2 separate regions of the Homo sapiens genome follow, and region 1 is linked to region 2. A link is a loop called in an ENCODE intact Hi-C map of the cell type or tissue named here. Cell type or tissue: psoas muscle. All regions are shown on one strand. Links, peaks and the distances in the headings refer to the core of each region. The heading gives the core; the rest is flanking DNA.

Evidence for each region. Peaks named below come from ENCODE experiments on the same cell type or tissue, not always from the same donor. Only the 100,000 strongest peaks of a DNase experiment are listed, where the experiment ranks them.
Region 1: it touches region 2 in a loop (2.0-fold over the local background); 6 of 110 quality-filtered maps call a loop at or near these places.

What each region holds. Positions count from the first base shown.
Region 1 is chr6:156,796,889-156,812,731 of GRCh38, forward strand. All of the region lies in intron 1 of ARID1B (AT-rich interaction domain 1B), which reads left to right. Among named protein-coding and RNA genes, the nearest start is that of MIR4466, 25 kb to the left of the region's middle. RefSeq lists a silencer at 12,393-12,593. In psoas muscle, for the core only: no CTCF peak of the experiment used is centred there; no DNase peak of the experiment used is centred there; H3K4me3 peaks cover 521 bases; H3K27ac peaks cover 1,269 bases.
Region 2 is chr6:156,937,708-156,953,550 of GRCh38, forward strand. The region is part of intron 4 of ARID1B (AT-rich interaction domain 1B); the gene reads left to right. Among named protein-coding and RNA genes, the nearest start is that of MIR4466, 170 kb to the left of the region's middle. RefSeq lists enhancers at 4,324-4,825, 7,526-8,254, 8,255-8,982 and a silencer at 6,748-7,042. In psoas muscle, for the core only: no CTCF peak of the experiment used is centred there; no DNase peak of the experiment used is centred there; H3K27ac peaks cover 3,340 bases.

The DNA.
Region 1 (15,843 bases), core at 3,989-11,988, 140 kb before region 2:
AGTGAGGGGCAGGCCCAGCCTCATGTGCTTTGAGGTCTTTGAGAGCCTCAGACACCAACCTGGTAGAAGAGGCATTTGGAGGGATGCCTTCCATACCCCAAGACCCTGGGAAAGGAGAGTGGTGAGTCAGGGTTGGGTGGGTGGGAGGCCTGAGTTGATTGCCAGCAGCTGCCAGATACCATGCCCCTTTGTGTATATACTTCCTTTATTCATCAAATAGCTGCTGCCGTCTACTCAGTTGCTGGGTATCTATTCAGTGCCTGCTGTGTGGCAGAGTGTTCTAGGGGCTGGGGATACCACAGTGACAAAACCTAGTCCCTACTTTCATAAGGCTTACCTTCCAGAGAAATTTAATCCCAGAGACAGCAGACCAACCACCCACATGGGGGTGCTGCCGTTTATTGTAGGGATGAACAGCAGTACAAGGGAATTCAAAATAATGGAACATTTTCAAAAATTGGTTTTAATGGAGCTGTAGATGAATATGCAGTAAAATCAGTTTGGAGAGGAGCTATCGCAGCTATTTCTCCAGTCTTTCAGATGCCCGGCCTGAGCCTCTTGTGCCATAGGACAGTTGTTAAATGTAGCATTTCCATTGCCCGTGGTTGAAATGACCAGTGGCAGCCCCGATGCCACCTTTATTTCCTCAAGGCTGGACAGAAGAACCTTGCAAGCGCAAGGTTCTTGACCTGACTCTATGGGAAGGAATCATACAGTGCTGGATTTTTTGAAGGTGTTCCTGCTTTTGGATCATCTCATGTACTTGGTGCCAGGCTGTGGTTTTGGATTTGGACGTGTTGGGTTGAGATGGTTTCCAGACAGCTCGATGGAGATGCTGGAGCAGAAGGAAAAGAGGGATGTGCAGTTGAGGCGGGCACAAGGGCCGCAGCCTGAGGTGCCAGCTGAGAGGCCAATGACACTGCCCTGCGGAGCACGTGCCTGGTGAGGAGAGGTGCCTGGGCGTTCTAGGGGGCACCAACCTTTAGGGATGAAGAGGAGCCACCCAGAGAGCCAGAAAGGGCGATGGAAAAGCTGAGGAGAGTTCCACAGGGGGCAGGAAGACATGCACAACTGAGGTGAGCACTGAGGAATGCCCAGTAAGCCTGGGGGCTGACATTGTGGTCATTTCGTCACTGGTGACCTTCAGAGGAGTGGTCGGGAAGGCGGCAGTTTGCAGTAGGTGGAGCGAGAGATGGATAGGAAGCCAGAAAAAGGCTCTGGACAGCTGGAAGAGGAGCGGGGTGTTTGATGTGTTGTTCTTTTGCTGGAAGAGGGTGGAGCGCCTGCGCCTGCCGCTCTGCTTTCTCTGCTGGGTGCTGTGCTGGTCGCTCCCTCCTGGGGCCCCTGCATGTCCACCCATCCTTCCTCCTCTCCGGTGGGCCTGGAGCTGCTCAGGGGAAGGCGGGAGCACGCCTGGCTCTTTGTGGCCCAGTGCCTGGGGTCGTGCCTGGCATGCGGTGGGGCTCAGATTATGCTGGTGGTGGTGATAGAGTTCCCTTAGCACTCCTAGGTGACAGGCTTTCCCCTCTGCATTTCACAGATTCTAAGGTAACGTACAACGAAGGGTGCATGCGCTTTGGCCAAGGCCATGTTACATGATGGTACCAGGAGTCAGCCCTGAGGCAGATGAACTCCAAAGCCTGTGCTGCCCTCGCTCCTTGTTGAGGGTGGAGAATATTTCACTACCTTTGTAGACTGAGGGGAAGATTATTTACAAATATTTCCAGAAGATTAGTTTTGTAATATATTGAACTACCAGTATATTTTGGATGCCTTTGATCTCTTTGGTAAACTGGATTGTCACCTTGATGTAGTGAGTCAGCTGGCTTGGTGGAGGCATCTCTGAGTGTCTGGAGAAACTTCATAGAGATTATTGCATTTGGGGAGTTAGTTTTGGTCATTGCCACTTGTGTGGCGAAAATCTTGGGTTAAAGCATGGTCAGCATGAGTAAATGTTGTTAATTGTACATTTTCTCTTTACCCCCTCTGAAACCTTATGTTTGAGAGCTGTCATTCAGGATTGGATACTAAAAAACTTGGCAGTTGTGAAATAGTTTTCTCTCTGTGTGTATAGGTTATTCTCTGATGTTAAAATGGCTAATGCTGCACAGGTGTGTATTTCCTACCATATATTTATAAAAAAACCACTCTTTAAATTTCAACTCGTGTACATGTCCCATCTCAAGTCTCAAGTATTACAGACTGTAGGTCAGATTCCCTCATGATATGTGGAACCTCAAAGGGAAATCAATTGTTTTGCTGTTGTAGTGAAATACTAAGTATTGAATAATTAATAATATAAAATAATTCATCAAATAATTTCTAGGTGCCAAGCACTGTGCTAAGAACTCTATATGCATTTTCTGTGAGGTAGGTTCTATTACTGTACTCATTTGAGGCACACATCTAGCGAGTGGCACAGCTGCAGTTTGCACTCAGGCATTCTGACCCCATTGCCTTTTCATATATGCTGTATTGCCTCTCAGGAGGGACTGGAATGAGTAGAGTTGGACAAGTGGTCTGAATTTACATTGTGAAAGGTGGCGTTATGATAGATTTTTTTTATTGCTTGCTTGCGCATTCACATCAGTTGATATATATATATTTGGACACGGAGTCTTGCTCTGTTGCACAGGCTGGAGTGCAGTGGTGCTATCTCCTCACTGCATCCTCAGCTTCCCAGGTTCAAGCGATTCTCCTGCCTCAGCCTCCCTTGTAGCTGGGATTACAGATGTGCACCACCATGCCTGGGTAATATTTGTATTTTTTAGTACAGATGGGGTTTCACCATGTTGGCAAGGCTGGTCTCGAACTCGTGACCTCAAGTGATCTGCCCGCCTCAGACTCCCAAAGTGTGAGGATTACAGGCATGAGCCACCACACCCGGCCTCAAATCATTTGATATTCTATGAAGATACTGGAAAAGCTGATGAAAGATCTTCCTTTCCCTCCAAGAGGATACCATTTGGTTAGAGAGACCTGTGAAACAGAATCATTGAAGAAGCTGCGCAGTAATAAGACTCCCAGCCAGCAGGTGAAATGAGTTTTCTTGTTTTCGGGGTCCTAGGTGACATGGCTCTAAGGTGCCCACCCGGAACCCTCACCCCCACCCCTGCCATGGAAAACACTTTTATTATACACATCCCTCCTGTCCCACCAGTTACAAAGCAGATTTGAACTGAAGCGTATTTCTTCTTTTGATGAGAATGTGAAAGGGGATCTTTGTACTTGGTTAGTTTTCATTACAATTCCCCTTTCCTAAAGAGAAAACTCAGAATCAGGATGCATTTCATGTGTCTGAAGAACCTTTTTCCAACATAAAACCTTTTCAGCATTAAAAGTATACTCTGAAATGGCTCTGTTCAGTATGGCAGCCATCAGCTTTGTGTGGCTATTTAAATTAAAATTAATTAAAATTAGGTTGGGTGTGGTGGGTCACCCCTGTAATCCAACACTTTGGGAGGCCGAGGCGGGTGGATCATCTAAGGTCAGGAGTTCAAGACCAGCCTGACCAACATGGTAAAACCTCGTCTCTACTAAAAATGCAAAAATTAGCCAGGCTTGGTGGCAGGCACCTGTAATCCCAGCTATTTGGGAGGTTGAATGAGGAGAACCTCTTGAACCCTGGAGGTGAAGGTTGCAGTGACCTGAGATTGTACCACCGCACTTCAACCTGGGTGACAGAGCAATACTCCATCTCAAAAGAAAAAAAAGCAAATAAAATAAATTAAAATTAGGCTGGGCATGGTGGCTCATACCTGTAATTCCAGCATTTTGGGAGGCTGAGGCGGGAGCATCACTTGAGCCCAGGAGTTTGAGACCAGCTTGGGCAACATAGTAAGACCCCGTCTCTACAAAAAATTAAAAAATTAGCCAGGCATGGTGGTGTGTGCCTGTAGTCCCAGCTACCTGGGAGGCTGAGGTGGAGGATCACCTGAGCTCAGGAGTTCGAGGTTGTAGTGAGCCACTGCACTCTGGCCTGGGAGATAGAGAAAGACCGTGTCTCTTAAAAAAAAAATTAATTAAATGAAATTAGTTAATGTCTGCAGTGGCATTAGCCACATTGTATGTGCTCAGCAGCACAATCTGTTGTCAGTAGCTGTCTGTCATAAGTTGCAAAATAGATCTAGAACATTCTCATCACTGTAGAAAGCTCTCTGGGACAGTGTTCTAGAGACTCTTGAGTTGCATCTTGTAGTATTTATAACAATTTAAACCTACTAGTACTGTGCCTGGCTCTTAGCAAGTGTAGAATGTGAGCTACTTGAATTTTGGATGGCTGTCAGTAGGGTAGGATCTTGAATAATCTTTTTTTTTTTTTTTTTTTTTTGAGGCGGAGTCTCGCTCTGTTGCCCACTCTGGAGTGCAGTGGTGCAATCTCGGCTCACTGCAACCTCTGCCTCCCGGTTTCAAGCAATTCTCTGCCTCAGCCTTCTGAGTAGCTAGGATTATAGGTGCCCGCCACCAGGTCTGGGTAATTTTTTGTATTTTTAGTAGGGACGGGGTTTCATCATCTTGGCTGGGCTGGTCTTGAAACTCCTGACTTCATGATCACCCACCTCGCCCTCCCAAAGTGCTGGGATTACAGGTGTGAGCCACCGCACCCGGCCTCATCATTGTTTTTGAAACTATCTTTGATAGTACAAATGTATTGCAGTTATCTAAACTTTAAAAATAATGAAAAACCATTAAAACCACATTATAAACAAGGAAAGATTTTTTCCTCTGCTTGAAGCATCTATCCAGGTTCTGCCATATTGTCTAAGGATGGTAAGAGCAGGGTGGGGTCTGTGTTTTTGCTTTTTTTTTAGTAGTAGAGAAAAGGCTGTTTGGAACCAAACATGTGGAAGGCTGTTTTACTTCACTTTGTTTTATATCCACTGAAAATAAATGTAAGTTTAGTTAGTGTTTTTTTTCTTCCACGATGTTTGAAGGAAAGTCCTTGATTTCTGTCTGTGTTGCAGTTTGAACTTTAACCTGTGGCCTGGTAGTTGAAATGGATTGTGCATTTTGGTGTGGAAAAAAAATCGAATTGCTTTCTCGAAATTGACTAAAATGTTTTAACTCTTCATAGCAAATGAGGCGTGAAACAAATTGTCAAAAGCATGGAGACAAAATTATTGCAGTACTGAATGTTTAACTGGTTGGTGCTGTTCTATCGAAGGTGTGAGCCAAGCAGATAAATGTGTAAACGGCACCTTTCTCCTTCTCTCCTACCCAATTTTTCACAGCTTGTCTTCACGAGGAGACCTCCATCTATGTCAGAAAAATCACAGCCCTTCTGAAAGTGTTAGATTATAGTGTTGCTATGAGGAATAATTAGGAAGTCCTGTAGGCTATGGATTAGAAGAAATAAACTTCCTGTTTGCAAACATTTTATTTCACATCATCATTAGATGAAGCAAAAATACATTTTTTAGTGTCTCTGAAAGCTTGATGATATGTAAAGGATGTTAGTTATTTATGTTCATATTCTTTCGTATTCATTCATTGTGTTTCATTCTACTTGGAATATTTTACCCTTCTTTTTAGGATTTAGTAGTTTGAATAATAATGCTTAACCTGAAAAATAATAAAATATTTAAATCATATACTTTTTAGTTTTAAAATATCAAATGTTAATTTAAGGAATGTCCAGAGGTTTAATAAGGAGGACTTCAAATTTTTGACTGTTCCTTCACTTTTCTTTTTGAAGCTTCTATTTAGGTTCTTAGGTTAGGATTTCTCAAGATCCCCACCTATTAGATGGCTACAGCTCTCCTAGCCCCTGGGGCTTTGATTTCTAATGTAGGTCATTGAATGGCCAAAACAGATGTGCCATACAGAGTGCAAAGCTTTTAAATAAGGAGAAAGATTATGTATTGGCATTGTTTTTTTGTGGCTAAGTATAAGTTGAGGGTTATTGTTTATATTTCTAAGTATTTTTAGCATCTCATAAGCAAAGAGGTGGATGAATATATGTGTACATATGTGTTTATGAGTATGTAGCTGTGTGTTATTTGTGTATGTACACAATATGTTTCACAGTTTTATTATAACTACAAATATGAAAAACAATTAAAGCGTGATCCTTATGCTAATGCAGCTGATTATACTTTTGCATGTTTCCATGTAGTTTTTATTTCTGATGGGTGTATGTGTGAGTATAAACATTTTTTTTCTGTCCTCCCAACCTATTTTGTTTTTTTTTAAATTACTGCTATAGCGATAGGTATATGTAAAGAGTATAGGAAATTGATTATACAACTTCCAAGCAACGATGTTTTCTTTTTATCAGATTGACTCTAGTATGCAGAGATGATGGAATTTTCGTGCATGTGGTCTTGTACATTTATTAAGCCTTTTCAATGAAGATTTAAGAGCCAACATTTTATTTATGAAATTCAGTCCACATTTATAATGTTGTATAATAGAAATGTATGTACATTTCCTGTGATTTTTCAGTATAGAAGAATAATGGATCTTGCAAAGATTGTAGTTGCTGTTACTTACCTTTTTAAGAGAGAACCAAAATATTTTCCTTTCCTTTCCTTTCGTTTCAGTGTTCTCTAAGCTGTGTGTCTATCTATAAATCTTTATCCATCCACCATCTTCCTCCCTCTGTACTTACCTGTCTTAAACTTACCTAGACTTACCTTTGCCTTCGTTTTGCATTTATGATTTTTCCCTCCTTTCTCTTCAAGTGAATGCTTTATTTTTGTTTTCATGGTGTGTTTTTTTCTTGCTTTCATTTTATCTTTTTCTCTTTTTTTTTTTTTTAAATTCCTTTTTTGATCTAGTTCTTCCTGCCCCTCCACAGCTGCCCACATTGAGTGGGTTAGTTGTAAGTGTCCCATTCCACATCCTGTCTTGGGTGGGCTTTCCTGTAAGATTTTTCCTGGGTGTCTGTTATTACCTTTTTTTCCAATACATATTAAAACAATTGGCCATTTTTCATCATGTTTAGGAAACACTTAGCCTTGTTTTCCTCATCTGCAAAATAGGGATGATGAAACGTAATTTACGTGGTTGCTAAGAGAGCTAAATTAGTTGAGGTGTGTAAAGCATATAGCTTTACATCCAATGTGAAATAAGTGTTCATTAAATGTTAGTGGCAGAGGTAATAGTAGTTGTAACGTTGAATTGCCTGGTATGATGGAGAATGTTTCTAAAGAACACCCCTCAAGGCTGGGCATGGTGGCTCACTCCTGTAATCCCAGCACTTTGGGAGGCTGAGACTGGCTGATCAGTTGAGGTCAGGAGTTCGAGACTAGCCTGGACAACATGGTGAAACCCCATCTCTACCAGAAAATACAAAAATTAGCTGGGTGTGGTGGTGCACGCCTGTAGTTCCAGCTTCTTGGGAGGATGAGGCAGGAGAATCACTTGAACCTGGAAGCGGAGGTTGCAGTGAACTGAGATTGCACCACTGCACACCAGCCTGGGTGACAGAGCAAGACTCCGTCTCAAAAAAAAAGCAAAAAAAAAAACACCCCTCAATTTTGGATTACATTGATAATTAGGGGCCAGATCATAAAGAGAGCTTTATTTACTGTATTAGTTTGTTCTTACACTGCTATCAAGATATACCTGAGACTGGGTAATTTATAAAGGAAAGAGGTTTAGTTGACTCATAGTTCTGCATGGCTGGGGAGGCCTCAGGAAACTTAGAATCATGGTAGAAGGCACCTCTTCACAGGGTGGCAGGGGAGAGAATGAGTGCCCAGCGAAGGGGGAAGCCCCTTATAAAACCATCAGATTTCGTGAGAACTAACACAATCACGAGAACAGCCTGGAGGAAGCCATCCCCATGATTCAATCACCTCCCACCAAGTCCCTCCTACAACACATGGGGATTATGGGAACTATAATTCCAGATAAGATTTGAGTGGGGACAAGCCTAATCATATCAACGTATCATGAAAAGATTACATTTTATTCCAGGGGTCATAGAAACCATTGAAGAATTTTACTACTAAGAGAGATGTGATCTGATTGGCAAAAAAAAAAAAAAAAAAAAAAGAAATTGGCCCTTTTTGTGTCTTAATGTTCCTATTTCACCCACCCTTAAAATATAAAATTTAAAGATTAGGCAGTATTACTAATGGCCAGTACTTATAAAGTGACATGTAAATAGGACAAGAGTTTAACAAATGTAAACATCTCACTAAATTTTAGTACTTCACTTACCAACCCTTGGATGTTTAGCTAATAATTGCTAATTATAACTATGCATTTGTTTGCTTATACTACTCTGGCAGGAACAGGCCTCTCTCAGCTTACTCAGTAGGCCAAGTTAGAGATTCTGGGTTGGGCCCTAGTTTTTCAGGGATGTAGTATTGGCTCATTGGATTTAAATCTTAGGGAAAATCTGGTGGAGACACTTTGCCTCCACCTGCAGCCTGCTGTGCTGGATGTGTAGTGAGGGAATGAGACAGGATAGGCCCGAGAGTAAAGTGGTCTGTTTGAATCCCCAGTTCTGCCACTCATTTTTTGTAAAATGGGAATAATGATAATATCTAAGTTCTGGGGTTATTTTGAGGATTAAATGAGGTCGCATGTTTAAAGCATATAGGATGTTGTCCGAGTGTCAGCTTTTATTGTTACCATTACTATTCTTGAGGAAACCTAGCAGGTTTACACTTCACCAAGGAAGGGCAGCTATTGGTTTGCCTATAGGAGTATGCTCTCTCTGCTCTCAGAGGGCCTACAAGAAAATTTTTTTTCTATCCAAATGTCACCTTTGCTTTTATTTTCTTTCCTTTCCATACACGGAAGAAAAAATAGGAAAAAGAATTACATATACTTTGCAACTTTTTAATTATTTATTTAATTTTATTTTTTTTTAGAGACAGTGGAGTGCAGTGGCACCATTGTAACTCACTGCAGCGTGTAACTCCTGGGCTTAGGTGATCCTCCCATCTCAGCCTCCTAAGTAGCTGGAATCACAGATGCGCACTGCCACAACCAGCTAATTTTTAAATTTTTTTGTGGAGATGGAGTCTCGCTGTGTTGCCTAAACTGGTCTCAGAGTCCTGGCCTCAAGTGATCCTCCTGCCTTGGCCTCCTGATGTGTTGGGATTACAGGTGTGAGCCACTGTGCCCAGCCACATTTTTCAGCTTTGAAACCCTGTAATGTGAGTTCCCCCTCACTCCAGTTAGAAAGCTCATTTCTAATTTCCGTATTGGCCACTTTTTCTGTGTCACATTCACTAAATTAGGTTTAATGGTGGGTCCCAAAATCATAACCATAAACCTTGTTGAGGTTCTGTTTTCTTGTCCATAAAATGGGGATTAAGTGAATTGCTGGAAGGGTGCGTTGCCCAGGTCCTCAATAAGTGATAAACTCACGTTCAGCACATTCAACAAACTTTTAAAGGTTTTTAAATAAAAAAAGCAAAGGCTTATGGTCTTTGGAAGGTTCTTTTAGTTTCTCAAGTTGGGACCCCATGCCTTACCGTGCCACTGAGTTGAAGAACAGGTTCTACCTCTGGCTTTCAGAACCTCCTTAGAGCTGGTTTGGAGGTGTTCCTGCTCTCTACGTGTCCTTTCTTCTAAAAACACATTTCACAAAAATACATTTCACAGACTTTACTGTATCATATTTTCAACCAGAGTTTAAATGGGGATTGTTTGGTTTTGCTTAATAATACTACTTTACAGATGATTTAATAATTTCCAAAGTGCTTTTCTTATCTAGTCCTCACAGTAATCTTGCGAGGTTTGGTTAATATCCCTGTTTCGTGTGTGCTGAAGCAGAAGCACAGTGACTTGGCTAAGGACACGACTTTATTTCAAACCAGGTTTTGTGACCCAAATCTGAGCTTTTGCACCTCACACTGTTGCTGTGGTGTGTTACAGTGATTCTTTAGCTTAGAGACACGTTTGGATCAGGGGGTCAGCAAACTTTTCCTACGAAGGGCCACATAGTAAATAATTCAGGTTTTCTGGGCCAGATGATGTTTGTTTCAACTACTCAGCTCCGCTGAGGCAGTGCTGAAGTGTCCATAGACAATCCGTAAATGAACGTGGGAGGAGGCTGCGTGCCAGAAAAGCTATGGATGCTGAAATTGAATTTCATGTAATTTTACATGTCTTAAAATATTCTTTTGATTTCTTTCCCCCAACCATTTAAAAATGTAAAACATATTCTTAGCTTATGGGTCCTACAAAAACCAAGCGGTGGACCAGATTTGTCTGGAGGACCGCAGCTTGCCAACCCCTGGACAGCGTGCGTTTTTCCATTTCCAGTTCCGTCCAAGTATTGTGCACCCCCCCACGCCCCACCCAGTGAAGCATCTTTGTTTGCACAACTCTTTATTCTCTAGCATCTCAGCTAACAGGAAGCTGGGAGAAAGTTCAGATCTATGGAGTGGAAGAGCCCAGGGTGAAGGGAGCCAGCGGATCACGTGGTGTCGGAAACGCCTTAAGCAAGAAGCTTGCATGTCAGAAACCAAGCTCAGGGTTCTCTGTTGTGTTTTGGTTTTTACTGCCCGCCATCTAGTTGAGTTTCTTCATGTTCTAGGAGCTCTGTCAGTTCTTTAATTTCCCCCCACTAGAGTTTTGAGGTTTTTTCTTAAGGTTTTTTTTTTTTTGAAAAAGAGAGTTACAGACATGTAGTGCATTAGTATAGTTTGATTATTAAAAGATTCAAACGCTGGCAAAAACGTGTATGTTGAATATTTAAACTCTCATTTACTGCTTCCCCTTCCCAGAAGTATATGCTCTTAAGTTAAATGTGTCTTTTAGTTGATTTTAAAATACTGCATGTGAACATAGACAATTATATAAATATAAACATCTGTATATAAGATGATATTGTACGTGTTCTCTGACCTTTTCCTTACAGAAAGTTCCTTGGATCACACCACAGTGGTTCGACTTTTTGCTTTGGGTAATTTGTTGTGTGAGCAAGAGAGGTTCTCAGTTGTCTAAGCAGTCACTGAACAGTGAAAAAACACAATATCATTTTTTTTGCTGTGGACTGTGGAATCATTTTAGAATGTCACCCTCTTTTGAGGCAGTTGGCAGGATTTGCCCGGAAGGATCAGGATAGGGTCTTTGGGTCTGAGTCCTGCGTGACTTCCTTTTCTGACAGCCTCAGATGCAGTCCTAGACTCCCGTGTCATTGAGCGCTGTCCATAACATCTTACCATGAGTGTGCTATAAAAATACAACCTCTTCATTGTTAAGCCGTGTTACTGTTGAGGCTTTAACCCTATTGTATCCCAAAGCAGAAGCAGAGGTAGATATTTCAAAGTAATTGGATTTAGTAATTGAAATTTCAAAAGTAATTGAGAGATGAGAGCGTTTCCTATTTGGAAGACATCAGCTGGATTTTATTTTATTTTTCCCGAAGTTATTTGCATTCTGTCTTGTTAGCTTTAGAAATAAGAACAGGGAAAACAGAAAGGAGAACATGTAGTGGTATAATGTAGATCTTAAAATACTTCAGAGTTCTCATTCTTTTTTTGGTATGGTACTCAATAGGTATTCTAGTCAAATGTAGGCTATGACTTTGTAAATAATCTCTCTTGAAAAAAGGGAGCCTTCATTGTGTTCTTGGCAGCCTATCACGTGGTGCTCTTGTGAGTGTGGGCTCCAGCCTACATTGACCGTGAACCAGAGCAGCCCTGTTACTAAAGTCAATGCTTGTAATTCTCTTACAGTCCTCATACCACAGATTTCCTTGCAATCATACTTTTTTCTTTCATTCTCTTTTTTACCTGTTTTGTTTTCAGTCTCAGCTAAAATTGAATATATATAAGTGTACTAACTCTCTATAAAGAAGTCTTTTTCTAATCTACATGCCACTATGAAAATTGAAAATAAAAACATTATCTGTATTGTTTAATAAGGATTTATTCATTAGTTGTGCACATTCTTTATTTGTTCATTTGGTTTTAAAATATCAATGCTCTTATTTTTACTTGATGAAAGGAGAGAAACTTCTTTTAACGAATGTTTTTAGAGGCACTAAAATCCTTGATTAAAAACAGTGTTAAGGATTTGTATTTCATTGTGCTTTGGGAGAAATGTCTTAAGATTTGTACACACGAGTTTGTTTTATCTGTGTGACTCTAATTAAAGTTAATCAAAGTCACATGGCTTAGCAAATCACTGAAGTTTCTTTTTGGAGGTTTTTATTCATTTTAGTAATTTGATTTGTTGATTTGCTATTAATCTTTTAAAAGTAAAACATCAATAACCTAATTTTATAAAGTATCAGGTGTCTTTTTTTTGGCCTACTTTACGTTACTTACTCTGTACTTTCAAGCAGGCACATAAAGGCTCAGTCTGTTTCAGCTCTGTGCACTGCTGAGCAGTGTCTTACCATGACTGACCTCCTGATTAAGAGGAAGTTAGCACGTGAGAGCCACATTGAGTCTGCTGGCCTTAGCTTCATGTGCTATGTGAGAGATGTGGTCATTTTGTACACAGGATGTTATAATGGGATATTGACATTTTACGGATCCAGCATCCTGTGTATAAATTAAGCTTTCTTTTTAAGAAGACATTTTACAGTTGTAAAATTCTCGCCTATTTGAATTTTGAGATCTTGATGAAACATAATCCCTGGAGTGCTCTTCCACTGTTGCAGTGTAATCTTTCCATATGATATCTGATTTAGTTGGAAGCAACTTAGTAATTATGCATGCTTAAAGGAAGCAACTTAATAAACAGGATTTTAGAGAAACCCAGTCAGAATTGTAAAATGGTACTGCTGAATCAATTGCATTACATAGAATTACTGGGTTAGATGTAGGTTTGAGATAAGTGGGCAGACCTGAGGCTCCTGTACCACCACCATTGTCAAGAGCATGTGAAGATTTGCCTTTTTCAAAGAAAAAAAAAAAAAAAAAAAAAGGACTCCCTTTCCCTTGGTTCGTTCAAAAATGATTCAAAAGTAGCCTTCTCAAGTCTGGTGGCTGAGGGCCACCAGAAAGTGGAGCGGGCCTTGGTTCTGACATGGGCTTAGCATGGTAGGCTAGGTAAAGTCAGCTCTGTGGAGGTGGGCACAGTTTGTCATGTGGTCAGGTGGCATGCAGAGGACAAAAAGATGCAGCTCTGAACTTGAGGATTTAAGCAATCATCTGGGAAATCAGCACAGCATGTGGCTGAGGAATCAGATTCAGGAGGGAGGTGAAGACTGTCAGGTGCAGCAGGCCCCATGTGTGACCTCTGCTGCTTTACATGTGAAATATAGGAAGGGGAAAAATAACTATTGAAAATCATTTCTGTTCCTTGTCAGCTTATACACATGTACTATTAAATAGTCACAGTTTAAACTACTTATTTTCAGTTCACTATTTTGTACACATTGTCCTATATTGGTATTATTGCTAGCATTTCTGCAATTTTTTGAGTTAGAATTTAGGGTGACCTCTCAAGAATATTTTGTCATACTGATTCCATCTACAGATATACGTTGTGGTAGGTTCTGGTTATAAAAGTGTAAATGGTAACAGCTGCCATTTACCAAAGATCCACCTGCCAGCCTGCCTGCTTTATAGATGAGGGGATTGAGGCCTGGGAGGTTGAGGAACTTGCCTCAGCTCCTGGAGCTGCGTTGGATTCCTGCTCTCATTCTGTCTTCCTTGTAAAGCGAGAGGGGTGTTCTCCTTTGGTTTGTAAACTCTCTTGCTATTTCACAGCCTCTGGTGTCCAGAAGACACATAAACAGACAATGGCAACCAAACCTTCTAAATTTTAGAACACAGGTTTCCTCAGGGGTCTCTGATCTCTTGATCATTTTCATTTTGCCTGGTGGTTTCAAGACAAACTTGATATAGAAGGTGATCCTTGAGTCAAGGCCTGAAAGATGAGGAATCAGCCCCCAATAACTTCTGGAATCGTGTGTCTTCAGGCTTCTGGAGAATGTGAGAGCACCAACACCAATATTTTGCACAGCAGCAGGTCTTATGTGGGAGGGGCAAGAGTGAGGAAGAGCTATATGAAATGTGTATTATTTGTATTAGCTTGTGGATTAGTTTGCTGTTGCTGCATAACACATTGAGTGGCTTAAAAGAACACACATCGATTATGTCAGTTTCTGGAGGTTAGGAGTCCAGGCATGGCTTAGCTGCCATACTCTGCTTGGGGTCGTAGAGGCTGTAATCCAGGTGTCAGCCGGGCTGCATTCTCATCTAGAGGCTTGACTGGGGAAGGCCGCCTCAGACTGTTGGCAGAATTTATTTCCTGGTGGCTGTAGAATTCATATCTGCCTGCTTCTTCAATGCCACCAGCAGAGAGAGAATCTGTAACTTCTGGGAAGGCCTGGACCCTCTTTTAAAGGGCTCACCAGATTATGTCAAGCCCATCCAGGCCACTGTTTTAACTTAATGTCATGTGATTAAGGAGGGGCTTTAATTATATCGGCAAAGTCTCTTCCTTTGCTATATTTTCTTAGTTAGATGCCAGTCACAGGTCTTACCCGTACTCAAGAGGAGAGGATTACACAGAAGTGTGGATACGAGGGGCATAAATCCCATGGATTTATTTTAGAATTCTGCCAACTACAGGTTGTGTGTTATAATTCATAAAAATAGCAGTGGTTTCTGTTGGTCTGTTTATGCTGCCATGACAAAATGCCAGACAGAATTTCTCCCTCTCAGTTCTGGAGGCTGGCAGTCCGAGATCAAGGTGCTGGCAAGGTAGTTTTCATTCTGAGGCCTCTTCCCTGGGCTTTTAGGTAGCTGCCACCTCTCTGTGTGCCCACATGGTCTTTCTGAGCATGTGCAGGGGGAGAGAGAGGATGCAAGAGCCTGTGCATGCCTGTACCAGAAGCCTGGTCTCTCTTCTTATAAGGACAGCAGTCCTGTCAGATTAGAACCCATGCTCATGGCCTCTTTTAACCTTCATTACCTCTTCATAGACGCTAGTCCCAAATACAATCACATTGGACATTAGGGTTTTGATGTAGGAATTTTGGTGGGGGACACAATTCATTCTGTAGCAGGCTAAGAAAGTCTTCTAGTTACATTCTGCTTATCTCAAGGGATATCAGTTGGGGTATATATATAGATGCCTTCCCCAAAAAGCATCATGACCCTTATATTATAATATGACCTTGGGCAAATTACCTACTCTAGGAGATGATTTCCTTCAACTAAAATAGTGGTTGGCAACATTAACTACTTTGCAGGATTTTTGTTCGCATTGGTTGTGCTGTGTGTAAATCACCTATAGTGTGCCGAGGGCACAGGAGGTGCTCATTAAATGTTGTCTGTTGTTGCTGTATTTGTGCCTTGATATTTCTGCATCTCTCTCTCTCTCTTATTTGAAACAGGGTCTTCCTTTGTCGCTCAGGCTGGTGTGTGGTGGCATGATCACAGCTCATTGCAGCCTCAACCTCCCAGGCTCAAGTGATCCTCTGTCCTCAGCCTCATGAGTAGCTGGGACTACAGGCATGTGCCACCACACCTGGCTAATTTTTGTATTTTTTGGTTTTGCTATGTTGCCCAGGCTGATTTCTTTTTTTAATTATTATCTACCTTAAATGAAGAATTCCCCATGAATCCTTCCATTTCTTCAAGAAAGAAGTGGTTACTCTCCCCTGAACTCATAGGACAGTGGCATTTATAAGCCTCTGTCCTATAGTATTTATAAGCTTATTTTTGCAGTGTATTATTTGTATACATCTTTTGTTTCTTCTGTTTCTTAAAGTCAAGGACCTTCTTATACCTCTGCTTATCTTTTTCATAGTGCCTTGTACATTAATATTTTTTCAGTTTAAACAATGTTGAATGAACAAATAAATGAATGGGCATGGCCTCTGAGGTAATGTGTTTCCTCTTTCATCTAAATCTTTGTTTCTCAATCCTTTCTAACTCATGCCTTCTTTTGAAAATGTAAGTTTCCTTA
Region 2 (15,843 bases), core at 3,257-11,256:
ATTTAGGAGATGAACGAATATAGTCATCAACTGTTTAAATGTTTTCTGAATTGTTCTATTTCTGTCTTGTTATGTATGTATAACAGCTATCTTCCTTAACCTTTATCTTGCCTACTTCCCAAAAGTATTTAAAGTTGTCCATAATGTAAGTTTTTTTTTTAATGAAATACCCCAATTGGTATTTTCTTTCCGTTTTTGTAACTCACAGATAAATAAGATGCTGGTTGACTCAATAGTACTTCAAACACATTTCAATAATCTTTAGAGAGCAGAGTTTCCAGGTTTTATGTTAAGTATGTAGAAGATTCAGTTACTGAATAAAGGACAAACTGTAAGATAACCTGCTACACCTAAAACCCCCAATCTGTTAGGATGAAATTTGGCTGTAGTTAAATGAAATTTATTGCACCACTTTTTTTTTTTTCCACGAGGGCTTTGCATGTGTAAAAACTTTCTGTATGGGGCTTACAAATATTTTAATTTATGTGGATACTTATAATAAGTTGCACACAGCTAAGGTCATTGTGGTTTCAGGGAATGATTTGTTGATACTCTGTTACGGCTCTAATAGTCTGTATTTTACAATGTTACTTTTATTAGATACTGTAGTCCTCTAACTTGGCTGGGTTGATTCTGGAGAGCCCATGAAGCTGTATTTGTTATCACATCTGAATTTGCTGTTGGATCCTTTGTAGATTTACTGTTGTGCTATGGTTTTCCTTTTCAGGTGTCAGGGATATAAATTTTGTCTTTTCACCTACAGTCAATCCATGATATTTGAAACCTGTAGTTTTGTAATTTGGAATTAAGTATATTGTGTTATCTGTACCATTTATGAAATGCAACATAGTGATTCTAATGTGTAATTATTCTGTTCATTTTATGTAATGACGATGACAAGAATGCCTCTCAAGTAGTAATTTCTTAGTCTTTTTGCTTACAGATAGGTTTGTAATGTTTCTGCATGTGATATTTTCTACCTGTATCCTAAGTAGATTTTTCTTTAGCATGTTTGTTACAATGTAACAACTTTGCATTATAAGAAATCAAGGCATTTCCAATATCTTTATGCTACATCTATACTTTGATCCCTCAGCAAGTTGTCCTCACTGTTGTGTGAACCTGTTTTTCTATATTTGCATGCCATTAAATTCTTGATGACCTTCAGTAGGCAATGCAGTTATGTTTTCCAGCTAACTTAGATAGACCTTCACATCATCTGCAGAAGGCAAATGATTGATAAATTAATAACTTGTTCTCTCGTTATCTTGGAGCCATGACCAGTCATATTTACTTTTTGCTTAGTGGACTCAGACCTAAGCACTGAACAAATCCTCCTTAATATCGTCCACTTATTTCTATACCTCTTAGTCGTACAGCATTTCCCTGTTTAGTTGTATTAGTTTATACATCCTTGGTATTACTGTTATTGATAAATCTTAACATTGAAGAGCTCTCTTTCTTAGACTATTATCACTTAAAATTTGAGCACATTTAGCTTTCACGACCTCTAATATTGGTATGAAATAAACCTAGCATTTAAGCTAAAGACACAGTGGAATGTCTAAAAGATGCTGTCAGTTACTTATTTTCTTGTTTCATAAACATTGGATATCCCTCAATTTATATTCCAAGATAGCCCTCAAATATGATTTAATACACTTTTTGTTGAGTGTTCTGTTAAATTTTCACCTCTTGTGGCATTTATTATTTATCCTTTTATTATAGTTATCCTGAACATTGTCTTCGCTCCCCTATTTCACTAGAAGCTTTTCATGGTATTTATTATGTCCTATTCAGTAAATATTTTCCTCAAAAATTTCTATAAAAATTATTTTAAAATAAATTATTTCCTCATTTTCAGAATTTTCTTTTAATTGCTAAGGGATCTGTTAGGTGGCATTGAATGGCTCTCGGGGCACCTGTGCTCTCTGTGCTGGTGCTGCTGAGTGATTAAATGGGTGGATGTCTGCATCGCCAGGTGGGTGTTATTCTTAAAATGATTCTATTTTACCAAGTGACATTTGGATTTACTTTGGTAACCATAGCTTTAGGAAAAGAAGTGGACACTTTGGATAATTAAGCTAAAAATACCCTAAAAGCATTCTGTTCTTAGTAATACATCTTTTTTACTTATAAAAAATTAATTGACAGAAATGGTAATCATAAGTTCAGTAATTATATTACAGATGGGTAGTTAATAAAATATTCGTAAACATGTATAAAGGGAAGTAAACATGAAAAAGGAAAAAGTTTTATTTTCTTATAAAACACTATATAAGCACTTTCTTATAGTGCTTTTCCCTCCAGGGATCTGAAGAGTTGTTAATATTCCTCAGTTTAAAAATAACTAATTTGTTTTATTCTTCAGAGAGGCATGCTGCTAGCTTTGTATTTCAGATAGGAGGTTCATTATTCTGTTTACCTAAGATATAGAATACAATCAGTTTGGAATACAATCAGTTTGGCAGTCATACTCTAAGAGCGTTTGAAAATGGACTGCTTTGTTAGGACTTTGTGAAATATTTCTATAAATATTGGCTGTTCTAGAAGGCTCATCAGGTCATTAAAAACCTCTTTGTGACCCTTTCTTCCTTAAATAGGAAATATCTAAAGAGGTTGGCATGAAAACGGTTTGATCTTTCTGAGTTAACTAAAAATCCCTGAATGTGTTGAATAGTGCTTATGGCACTTTTGTTGAGTTTGCAATTAGACGGAAATATTGGGCTTTAGATAAAACATATGTTTTTTGGCTCTTTGTGAAAGGAAGGAGGTAGTAAATGCTGGTCGTTCTTTGAAATAGAGGGTGTTAAACAGGATATTGGAAGCCTGAAAGAGAATGGTTGGAAAACTTTTATTACCAAGAATATTCTTGGGGCTTGGCTATTAGCCGCAGAGCATGCAGCGTTCTGCCTTTAATTCAAGAAGAATACTCTGTTTGTGTTGGTTTTTGTTTCTTAATCTTTAATGACACTTACGTTGGTTAGTGGCAAAAGGTCATGTGTTTTGGAAGCATGTTTGAATATTGCTGACATTCATATGGATGTTCTAAGCATGTAGATTTGATAATACTGTGAATGATTGGAAACTACCGGGAAAAGCTTTTTAACTGGGTTCAGCTTTTTGCTAGTTCTCAGTCCAACCCAGCTAGAAATGTAAATTGCTAAGACCATCTGAACCTGTGAGCTGGCAGGTTTTGGCAAAAGTTAAAATCTACCAGGTAAGAATTAGGTGTATGGCTATTGAATGAAGTATTTTGAAACCTTTTTATTTGAGGTTGATTTAAATGGTTGTCATTAAAAGGTTAAGAGTGGAGCTGTCTTCCGTTGATTGATCCTTCTCAAATCCTTATGAACATTAAAAAAATTATAAGTTAATGAAGGAAAACCCATATCTGTCATCAGGCTTATCTCAGTGTTCAGGCATGGATGATGCCTGTGTGTTGCTGAAGACTTAAGCTGTTTATTATCAGTATTCTCAAAATGTTATTAGGCTATGTTGAGTTTTAGAGTTTCAGAGAAAATACTTTATAAAATGGAAGCCTCCTGTGCCAGGGAGGAAGAGGAGGTTCTCTGAAGGATGGTGCCCTGTCCCCCAGAACAGCTACAGGCATACCTTATCATCTGCATCGTTTCAAAACCAAAGGTACAGATGCATTTTGATGTCTTGGGGAAGTTTTAAAGGGAACATGCAATACTTCAGCTTCTTAGGATTCATCAAGTTCTTGAACATAATTTTCATCACTGGTCTGTTCTATCTGGAGATATCAGTTATTTTTGGATTAAGATTAAGAGCATTTCAGGACCTTGCTGGAAAACCTGAATTTAGAAAATATGATAGTGACTCTGACAGATGTTTATTTTCCAAAATGGATTATTTCTTTAGGATGTGATATCCTGTGATTTTATTCCCTAGGATATTTTCATGATATTGATAGTCATTTTGAAAATAGAGGATAATGCTTGAACTTGAACAAGGTAGGAAGCAGGAAGGTATGTCTGTCTCCTTCTTTCAAAACAATCTTCCATTTAAATATTTGTTCTGTAAATGAAAATTCAATAAAACCTTAACAGTTTGGAATTCTTCCAGGAAAAAACAGGCTAAATATAATGGAAAGTCTGAATAAATTAATATTGAGAAAGAACTATAGTTTGCTTTTAAATAATTCAGATGTTTGTGTGCAAAGTGTTTCTAAGTTGACATACTCAGTTCCCGTTAAAATAAAATTCTGAATTCGTCATAGCTGAGATATTTGCTTAGTGGTAATGTTTTAATTTTAAGAATTTGTTTAATTTTTTAAAATACATTTCAACTAAGCATGCCCCTGAAAACTTTTTCATATAGTATTCTGAAGATTTCCATTTAAAATATGGGGGAAATGAATTTCAACCCATTTTATAGGAGTGTCAATTAGTTCCTAAAAAATTAATGAAGGAGTATGAAGGAGTACTATAAAAAAATAGACACTAGACAAAATTGGAGATTAAGAGAGGCTGAAGCATAACTGATTTGCAGGATATTGGTTTTGATAATAGAAGGATAAGGATGATCTATAGTTGATAAATGAGGCTCATTAAGTAAGAGATGATAAATGCAGATATTCCTGGCTAATAGAAAAGTCAGCATACAAATTTTGCCATAACAAGTGAGGGATGGGCAGGCTTTGACCAGCTTGCAGCTCTTCCAGTGACCTCTGTGAGGCCACGGAGCTCTTCTGTGGTCTGGATGCCTGGGCCACAGAGGCAGCGTGGACCCCATGGGCCTCAGGCCAGCAGAAGGGGGAGCCAGAGTGGGTCTCAGGGAGTCTAGAGCCACCTAGAGCAGAGCTTACAAGGAGCTCCACAATGGTGCAGAGGCCAGGGCAGGACTGCAGCTCCTGCAAGTGTAACTTTTTATTTTTTATGCTAAAAAGAAAAAAAAAAAAACACATGACTCTAATGTTCTGAGGTCCCTCTTCTCACCCTAGCCTGCACTTCTGGTTTTGGCATGGCAGTGCCTGCCATGTTGGGCTAGATGCCACCATCTTCACCCACCCATCCTCCTCCTCCTATTGCTTCTCCTGGGCATTGGGATCTGCTGCCTCCAGCTCCTGCAGGCAATGGCCAGTGTGAGGCGTTGAATGCATTCTACTTTATATTATCCAAGTTAGGTGGGAAATAGCTTTTAATTTACAGATTTTCACTTCGCAGGTAACTCTGAAGGCACACATCTGTTTTATATAACAAGGGATATATAACCAGCAGGAGCTCATAGTAGCATTTGTAGACTGGTTATTTGCTTTTATGTTTCTTTGGGACTGGAAGTAACAATTTTTAATGTTAACTGTCAGTTTAGGAGAGGAAATAAATACATGTAGAGAAGGTTCTACCTGAGCCAAAATTTCCCATTCTTCCCTCACAATGTAGGATTTTAGAGGTGTCTCTCTTGTTTTCTCATCTTTTTCTTTTGCCTTCTCTAAATTGTTGTAAAATAACTGAATGGTCTTGTTTTCCTTTGTTTGGGTCAAGAAATTTTAGCGGAAAATTGTTACTGTGTGAAAGAAGATTATTGACTCAACAAGCCTTCAATTTTCCGTGAATAACACTCCCACCCCCTAGCTTCAGGAACATGCCGTGCGTGCATTCTATTTTAAAATATAGACTGTAATTTAAAACAGGCATTTTGATGCCCCACTGAACTTTGTTTAAGCCTGGAATAAAAGAGGAGAAAAAAGCTGTAAGCCACAAAAAAGTGACTAAGCTTTCTCAACTACTTTTCTTCATAATGCATTCTTTAAAAAAAAAAAAAAAGCATGTTGGTACGATTGTCTCTTTCCACAGGACCGAAATTGTACCCAATTTTAGATCATGGTGTGCACATCTTTCTACTTGGTTCGTGATTGAGATACCATTTACATTTTTCAGTGCACAGGTTTGTATTTGTTGCTGTCTGTATGCATGCATCTGTGCATATGGTACGTGTTCATTGCATGTGAGAATATTCTAAAATTACGTATATCATTTTTAGCACTCACTTACTAATAGCTAATTTTTTAGAGCTCTTGATTTAACCTGATTATTAGACTGAAATGAAATAAATATTTAACTACAATTTTATTTACCATCGGGTCATTGTAAAAATTGTGATTTGAAAGTAGTTTATATTACTTGCCTTTTTTCCTCCTCACAAAAATGAAAATAAACAGCTTATAATGACTTGTATGGAAGAAACAATTGCTTTACTGTTTTTATAAAATAATATGTTTTGGCTGGGAGACCTATTCTAATCGCCACACTGAATGCCAACAGGGCAGACTCTCAGCTAAGGTTCTGGCCTTGAGCAATACACGTCATTTCTCAGAGCTTCTGTTTCTTTGAAAAATGAGTAAGTTAGATTTAGGAAACTCTAGCACCTTCTAGCTCCAAAATTTTACATTAAAAGCCATCTTTGTTAGTGTATGAGAAAAAGCACTGATAAAAACGGGCCCTTTGCATTTGGGAAAAAGTCAGTGGAGTGAGTAAAGTGCGGGTACATTGAAATCTTCAGAAACGGCTCCTGTGTGCTGCTTGGTGGCCTCTCTTCCATTCTCCGATGCCATTTGCTTTTGTAGCAGGGACACTTGAACTTATTGAGGGATTTGGGGTTGCCTTACTGAGTATATAATCTTACTATGCAGGCCATTGGAGAGCCGCAGACCTTCCTGTGGTCTCCCTCTTCTTGTTCATCCTAGAGATTCCAGAGGTCCTCCTTCCTCTCCTGTATGATCAGTTTGGGAGCCGTGATGTCGTTGCATATAGGGAAGTCTAGGGAAAAGGAAAAAACTTCATGGGAAAGGGAAGGGGGAGGCAGAACAACCAACCAGCCAACCAAATAAATGAAAAAGCTGCAGGACGCCGAAATCTTTGTAATGCAAAGGCTAATGCCAACCGGATGGTTTTCTGAACCAAGTTGATCATGTGGCAGTTGCTTTTCATTTCTTGGTGGGGGAAGGAAGGCCCTAAGGGCATGTATCTGAGGCCTCCCTTCACCTCCAAACCTCAGGTTTACATTTGTTATACTAAAAAGTCATTCATAAACACACTATGCTTTTTAAACCGAGATTGACATGAATGGAAGTAGTAGCAACCCAGAGACATGAAAAACCACTGTTCGTCTTTAATGAAACCCAAGCTGTTTTCCTGGAGAATGCCTCCTGCATCCCCTGCAAGCTTTTTCTTCTTCTTCTTCTTTTTCTTTTCCTTTTTTTTTTTTTTTGAGACGGAGTCTCGCTGTGTCGCCCAGGCTGGAGTGTAGTGGCTCGATCTCGGCTCACTGCAACCTCTGCCTCCCAGGTTCCTGCCATTCTCCTGCCTCAGCCTCCCGAGTAGCTGGGACTACAGGCACTTGCCACCAAGTCGGGCTAATTTTTTTGTATATTTTTTTTTTTTTTTAGTAGAGACGGGGTTTCACCATGTTAGCCAGGATGGTCTTGATCTCCTGACCTTGTGATCCGCCCGCCTCTGCCACCCAAAGTACTGGGATGACCGGTGTGAGCCCCCGCATCCGGCTTTTTTTTTTTTTTTTTTTTTTTTTTTTTTTTTTTGTGAGTGTTTAGAGCTCACTGGTTTTGATCTGGGTAGAGTGGTGTGTTACAGTTCTCATTTTTACTTGTTTTCTCACTGCTCTTTCTGTCAGAGCACAAAATGGTATGCACTGAGGCAGTGGCAGAAGCCATGTCCGCTCCTCAGGCAGATGTCCTCTCTAAAGCAGGCCACAGTGAGCCTGGGGACCACCGAGTGTGCTGCGGCCTCCTGGCACCTGTGCCTGCAGATTCTTTCCTGTTTTTAGAATTTCCTGACTTGCGTAGGTAGGGATCTCCCTGAGTCTTTCTTTTCCCCATGGGCATGGGTGGTTGAGCTGTGCAGTGAGTCAGTCCACACCTGGGGAAAATGTGTAGTTGGTCTTTTGGAATTATGCTGTACCCGGAAAAAGTTTGGCTTTAGAATGGTAATATGACACTTCATTCATTGGACACTATTTTTGAAAGTCTGGTTGTATATAAATGAAAATAGTGTCTGGGCATGGTGGCCCAGCACTTTGGAAAGCCATGAGTGGGCAGATTTCTTGAGCCTAGGAGCTTGAGACCGGCCTGGCCAACATGGTGAAACCCCATCTTCACTAAAAATACAAAAATTACCTGGGTGTGGTAGGGCATGCCTGTGGTCTGAACTACTTTGTGAGGCCGATGTGGGAGGATGGCTTGAGCCTGAGAGATGGAGGCTGCAGTGAGCAGTGATCACGTCACTGTACTCCAGCCTGGGCAACAGAGCAAGACCCTGTCTCAACAACGACAAAGGTGAAAATATTAGTTAATGGACACTAGAAACTGCTAGTAAAAGAAGAATAATGGGCCAGGCGTGGTGGCTCATGCCTTTAATCCCAGCACTTCAGGAGGCCAAGGCGGGCAGACCACTTGAGGTCAGGAGTTCAAGACCAGCCTGGCCAACATGGTGAAACCCCGTCTCTACTAAAAATACGAAAAAAAAAAAAAAAAATGTTCGCCGGGCATGGCAGTGCACGCCTGTTATCCCAGCTGCTCGGGAGGCTGAGGCAAGAGAATTGCTTGAACCTGGGAGGTGGAGGTTGCCGTGAGCCGAGATTGTGCCATTGCACTCCAGTCTGGGCGACAGAGTGAGACTCCATCTCAAAAAATAAAAAATAAATAATAAATAAATAAATAAATATGCCCATTAGTGAGTGTCCAAGATAGAGGTGTGTGAATTTTAAAGACAGGGCTTCCTGACATCTATGTGCCTGCCTAAAGCCCACTCCATTCTTCTATAGTATTTCGAAAGTCTAGAGCTTTCAGGTTACTAAGCGCATTGTAACGCCCTTTTAACATATGCAAAACTTCATTTTCGAAATGCTGTCATGACCCTGGAGCAGGGACACAACTTGAGAGTGTTAGCTCAGCGATGCTGTGAAATTGTGGTGGCAGTGGGAGTGCAGAGGAAGAAAATTGTTGGAATAGAGGGAGGGAGGGAGGGAAGGAGGATAGATGCTTTTGAGGTTTTTAATCTGTGTGACCAGGATGTGTTGGTGGCGTTGCTGACAAACACAGGGAAACGGTGGTGGGAAGAGAAAGGAATGCCCAGAGATTTTTATGAGAGTAAAGCAAGTCCTGAATAACTGCTCAAATCCTGTAACATCTAAAAGGAAGCAACTCACTCATCTTTGCTACTAAAGCCTTATTTCTTATATAGTTCTTTATAGAAGTAAAACATTGTCATAAATTAGAATTGATGTTGAAATATTGATGGCATTGGCTATAACTTTGCATTTCATTTAAATTTTTGGAGATGATTTGAAGGGTATTGTAGCAGACTGTGTATAAACAACTCCACACATCATCCCAGAGTGTCTCTAACTGTAACTGGGACTAGGGCAAGAGCACAGTCCCAAGATAAAAATTGAAACTCTGTAGTTCAGTTGGGACTCAGGCTAGTCTTATTTTCTTTGCTTTTAGGATAGTGCAGTAAATTTCTATCCAAATAGGTTCCTTTCCTTGGGTAAAGACAAGTTACTTTGTATTTCTTTGTTTGATATATACTTTTGAATGATTTGGGCTACATTCTTACTTTAGTTCATTTTGGAGGAATATTTCTTAGTTTAATTTGTCTCATTATTAATTCCTCCTTCTCTGAAACTTTTTGGGGATATAGGTATGTATGGCATAGTCTACAAATTTAATGCCTTTACTTGTTTTTTTCTTTTTTGCAGATGTAGGGCGTGTGAGTATGGGGCGATGGTGCAGGGAACCTTGCTTTAACATGCTATTTTGAAAGATATCCCCTTTTATTTTGTAGAAATGGGTTACCACGTTGAGCACCAGGAGTTTCTTGTACATTTGGATCCTAGCAGAGGAAATGGGACTTTAGAAAGATTACTCTGAACTCTGAAGGGCTAATTTAAAAAAAAAAAAAAAATCAAGCCCCTCCCCCTATTTTTTCTTCATTTTTAAAAAGGCCTGTCATTTTACTCCAGGAAATGACAAAGAAAAGAGCAAAGGTTTTGCTTTAGGGATGAAGGGAAAAACTTTTGGCTTAATTTGTTTAAAAAATTCTTTTTGTATAAGCTAAAGATGAAACATATTACAGTTGCCAAGGGCAATTAATGAAACAAGAAAAATTAAAATTAATGATTTCTTAACATGCATGTATTTTTATATATTTAATTTGATTTGGATTATTTTTGAGCTGTAATTTCCAGCTACGAAAACAGAGACTCCAGAATGGCAGGACAGCTGAACAGTGGTGGAATAGTGGTCTGTCTGGAGCTTGTTCCAGTCATGACAGCAGCTCCTTCAGGCACCTGCTCCTGAGCATGGTGCCACCATGGTGTCCTGTGAGCTTTTTCAAAGCTAAAACAGTCTCTCCTTTTAAATAAAAAAACTATTTTGCTAATTTTGATTAAAGTTAGGGGTATTCTTGAATAAATACAAATGTGGTCAAATTTCCCCAAATGTGTTTGCTTTTCATAGTTGCTGCATTTATTTATTTATTTCTATTTAATATGTTTTTGAGACAGAGTCTTGCTCTGTCACCTACGCTGGAGTGCAAGGGCATGATCATAGCCTTGAACGCCTAGACTCAGCCTCCCACCTCAGCCTCTCGAGTAGCTGGAACTATAGGCGTGTGCCACCACGCCTGGCTAATTTTTAAATTTCTTATAGAGATGGGGGGGCAGTGGGTGGTGGGGGTGGAGGGTGTCTCACTCTGTTGCCAGGCTGGTGTTGAACTCCTGGCCTCATGTGGTCCTCCCACCTCTGCCGCCCGCCCAAGTGCTGGAATTGCAGATGTGAGCCACAGTGCCCAGCCCCATAGTTGCTGCATTTATGCCTTTCTTTAGCCAGCATGCCTAAATGTTGACATCCTCAATTAAGACACAGTATCTTGTCTTTTCCACATCTCAATGATGCAGAAAAATTCAGTTATGTTTAGTAATCATTTATTGTGTCTAATGTCTAAGATTTTATATTAGATGTAAAGAAAAATAAATAAAAAATCAAATTATTTCACTGGCTTATTAATGTCTGTTCTTTCCCATAACACATTCAGGAATAAGAAAAGAAATCCTCAACAGAAAATATCTACTTTTGGGATACTGGTTACTGAAAATACTTTAACATCTTTTTTCATTTTATCTTCAGAGAACCACGTACCTATAGTTGCAGAATTCATACTTTCAGCACATATAATTTCACAGAAGTGTTTTGCCATCTTGTGGAAGTCTTGACTATTTGAAAGTTTAAGAGCAGCAATGGCTATGACACAACTGTGGTCAGAGCTTTTTATACAAGACATTCAGGTGGCATTGAGTCACGTCTTATCAGTGCTGGTGATTTCAGAGGAAGAGAACACTGCCTTCCAAGTCTCCCAACCCTTTTGTGAACACCTGGTGTAGAAGAGTAATGTTTATGCTGGCTTTCTTGAGTGGCTTCATGAGGATTTTATTATTTTTACTACTTTTTTTGCTGACTTAATTGGCATTTTCTATGTTTTATAGGGATAAAAACATCTTTCATATAATTCTGGCCTGTTTTAGGGGTATCAGATATATATATCTAAATATGCACGTTGTTGTTTGACAAAGAACATTTCACACCTAATTGAGCTTTTCAGCCGGGATACTCCACCTAGAGTACTTTGCACATACATGAGATCTAAGGTTCATAAACCACTTTGGCAGTGCCTGCCACATTCACAAGTGTCCACTGAATGTCAATTTCTTGCCTTTTCTTTGCCCTCCTCCTTTTGTGAAATGATATTTGGCTTCCAGGGCCTGTCAGGGCTGCCGGTGCACCACACTTCCCTGAGATTCAGCATTCCTTTCCTATGAGCAAGGAACTGGAACAGGCGGCTGACTCTTGTCTAAATCAGATCCCCAGGACTCCTAGCCTGTGACTTCATTGCTGAACCCCAATGCTGCAGTACTCTTTGGATGCAGAGAATGTTGGTGTAAATGCCACTGAGGTTCTTCTGCATCCATTTTATTTCATGTTCCTCAGTTTTATATTTTTTATATTTTATCAGTTTTACCCTGCACAGAAGAACATAAAGAAGAGAAAACTACATTAATAAACCTTGTGTTTTTAAGAATTTCCCCAGTATTACGCTGCCATTTTTGGTTTGTTGAGCTACCAAAAACTAAACTATGGGGACGAGTGAAGATGAAGGGGTGAAATCCTCTAGGTTTTAATACATTTTAATTAATTATTCCTAACAAGTGAATTATTTCTAACTTGTGAATTATTTCTAACTCCTTAGGAATAATTATAGGTGTATAGTTTGGACAATTAAAATATGTTGATAATTCGGAAATGTGATGTTAGTGACTAGTGTTAGACTAATCTGCACCCCAGCTTTATCCTCAGAGTCGGTTGGTAGCATAGTGGCTGCAGTGATTGGGGTTCACCCTCCCTTGCTCATTTCAGCTCATGGTATTACTAGTGAGTAGCAAGATCACCTAAAAGAAGGCAAAAGCAAAGGCATAGGTACAGATCTACTTGGTTTGCAGCAAATCTGCTTTAGGCAAACTCCTTACATTGCTCAAAGAGTTTTCAGAGTTTTGGTACAAACACCATATAACCGTAATAGGAGCAACCAGCCATGAAGGATAACACAGGTCTTTAGTGGAAGACCAAAGATGGTGAATCAGGTAGTATCACTAAATGCACTTTTAAGTCAAATACTTAATGTTGAAACTTTATTTAAAATATTATATAGGTTTGTGTATATATATGGGGATGTAAGAGAAAGGGACATGCCTAAATAATTACGTTAATATAGGAAATATACCTTTTTCAATTCTGCCTTCTTCCATCGCAGTTGATTAGATGACATTAAATGAATATGTTGTTGTGGGCCAGGTGGTATTTTGCGGGGGGGTAACAACCTGAAAGTTGTCCTGGTTTTTTAGCGCTGCTCTTTCCGAGTCTTATTTATTGAAGTTTAAACTATTCATAAGATCTAGTGGTAACTGCTGTAAAGGTAACTGGGGAAGTTATAGAGGAAATGACTATGACTTTACCGTTGCAAATAGATTAATGCACTTTACTTTTCCCCAACATTTTTATTGACTGTCCTGTCATATCCCTTCTTAAATCATACTTACTGTTACCAGTTTTACCTTTGAATTTACCTACAAACCTAATTTCTCATTAAAACAATAAAAATGTATGAAGTATAATATAATTGATGCAATTTTAGCCTCCCTAATGAATTTTTTAAAATACTCTGGTATTTTAATATAAAGTATTACCCAGATACTCTATAACTTAATGATCAAAATTTAAGAATTAATTTCTTTATAAAAGTGTTTAAAAATAGCTTGGATGAGGTATTCTTTCAACATGTATCCCTGAAAATTATAAATAAATGGTTATTTTTAAATATACCAGTGGCCACTTTTAACTGAAAGAGTCCTGGTGTGACAGAATGTTTCATATCCTATGATGTTTTTATATAGAATTTATAACCCTTGTGCTTCCAGAAAGGATTTGAGCTGACTTACAGTAAAACGTTTGTATAAACAAAGACTGCTCCAAGCGGATTACAAATTCTTAAAAAAGTTTGAAAAAGAGAGAAGCAAACAAACCATGATAATGCAGTTACTGATGAATAATGATTAAATTTAAGGCTACATTCCTGACTAGCAAAGTAAAGGGGAAAAATTGGGATTACCTAATTATTAAAGTAAAACACTTCATTTATTTTCTTTCTTTTTCTTTTTTTTTTGAAATGGAGTCTCGCTCTGTCATCCAGGCTGGAGTGCAGTGGTGCCATCTCGGCTCACTGCAAGCTCCACCTCCTGGGTTTACGCCATTCTTCTGCCTCAGCCTCCTGAGTAGCTGGGACTACAGGCGCCCGCCACCACGCCCAACTAATTTTTTGTGTTTTTAGTAGAGATGGGGTTTCACTGTATTAGCCAGGATGGTCTCAATCTCCTGACCTCGTGATCCGCCCGCCTCAGCCTTCCAAAGTGTTGGGATTACAGGTGTGAGCCACCGCACCTGGCCAACACTTCATTTCTTAAGAAAGGAATATTATTTTTCTTTTATTATATTGTAAAAGGAAATACTTTATAAAGGAATATATACTCTTTTGAAAATAGTGAATAATGAGTCCAAAATATGAGTTTTTAATATAGTGCTAAAAAAGTGGTTTCATGTTTGGGAAAATTATCAAAGGCCTAAATTAGGTGTCATGCCACATAAATGATTGAATAATTATCTGTTTTTGCTGTAACTTGCTTAACTACTTTGTTACTCTGTCCAAAGAAGTAGCTTATTGAACCCATTTTTATTTCACAATAATTTTTAAAAATAATTATTTTATAAGCATAAAACGTGTACCAGGGTGGAAACCCATTTAGTCAGGAAAGAGTTGAATTGTGAAGAGAGTGTTTTTTTATACATGTGTTTTTCTTTGTTTTGAGGGATAGGTGTGTGAGTGACATTTGTAATTTAGCTTGTTTTTCTGGGAAGAAGATTGCTGATCCTTGGGTTTAAAGATGAGGGCTCAAGATTAATTGATGAGACTAGTGATGGTCTAAATTTTACAGAACATGCATGCCACTAATAGCTTAATAGTTAGGATGATAACAGTTTGTGAGTGAATTTATGTGCTTTATTTTTCTCGAACTTACTGACTTTGAATACGTTATAAAATTGGAGCTGTGCTCCTAAGGAGTAACATGGAACTCCATCATAGGTCCACCTCCAGCAAAAGGCTAGCAGGGGTGGTGGGGACACTGAGGCTGGCTTGATTTCCCATCCTGCCCCCCATGGTTGGTCGTGGGAAGAAGGTCGGGCTGCCGTGGCTCCTGTGCACTTTGGTTGCTGAGAGTGGTTGTGGGCAGCAGGCCGGTGAGCAGTGGGGGCAGGGATCTTGACACCAGCCCTTGTTGGACTCCACACCCTTCTGACCATTCATCCACCTTTGGGAGTGGGGAGCAGGGTCTGTTGAAAGAGGCAGCCGTGTCATGCTCCTGTTAGTAAGGGAACTAGACTTTTTTGAGCCTAAAACCATACAAGAGAATTCAACAGAAAGAGAATTTAATGTATATATTCATTCTTGTAAAACAATAATATTGTAGTAAAACTTACATCTGTGTGTTTGCTGGCCAGGCTAGTCATTTATGACTTTCTTCGAGTAAGCGAAAATCCTTGGAGTCTGGCAATTCTTCCTTGTAGGGAATCTTCAAGAAGACTTTAGCTCCAACTTTATTCTTTTGTATTTCATTACCTCTGGGAAAATTACTAGCTGGGCATTTTGTGGCATTCTCAACCTCAACTCTAGGGCTAGTGCTTTTAAAATCTGGTCAACTGCGTAATTGTGAAACAGTACTGTGTCAGCTTTATGCACTTATTATTATTTTTTTAAGACACAAAAACTTACAAATTGGCAAATTGTTTTTCAGTGTTTTCCCCTTCACAGGGCTTTAAAAATATCTTGAGTATGTTGGGGTTAGATTGGGTGGTTGGAAAGCAAAGCTCCAAGTGCTAGAATGGACGGCTGCCCTCTGCAGCTTCAACACAGGGATCCACTCAGCCCCCTTAGCTGACTACTGGTGCTTAAAACGGTTTTTGACAAACGCCAGAGTTTCACAAATATAGAAGTAGCAGTTATAGAGGTGGTTTTGCAAGTCCCTTGGAACATTCATGCAGGTCTGCAGTCACTCTTAATTTGAATGAGAAAGAAGATGGTAGAAACTATTTTTATTTTCTCCTGGGAGCAAGAGAAAAGGAAGGCTAGAACTCTGTACTATGTAATTTTAAAAAAAGAAAAAAATCGGACTCCATTGAGATTCTTTCTTGTTTACTTT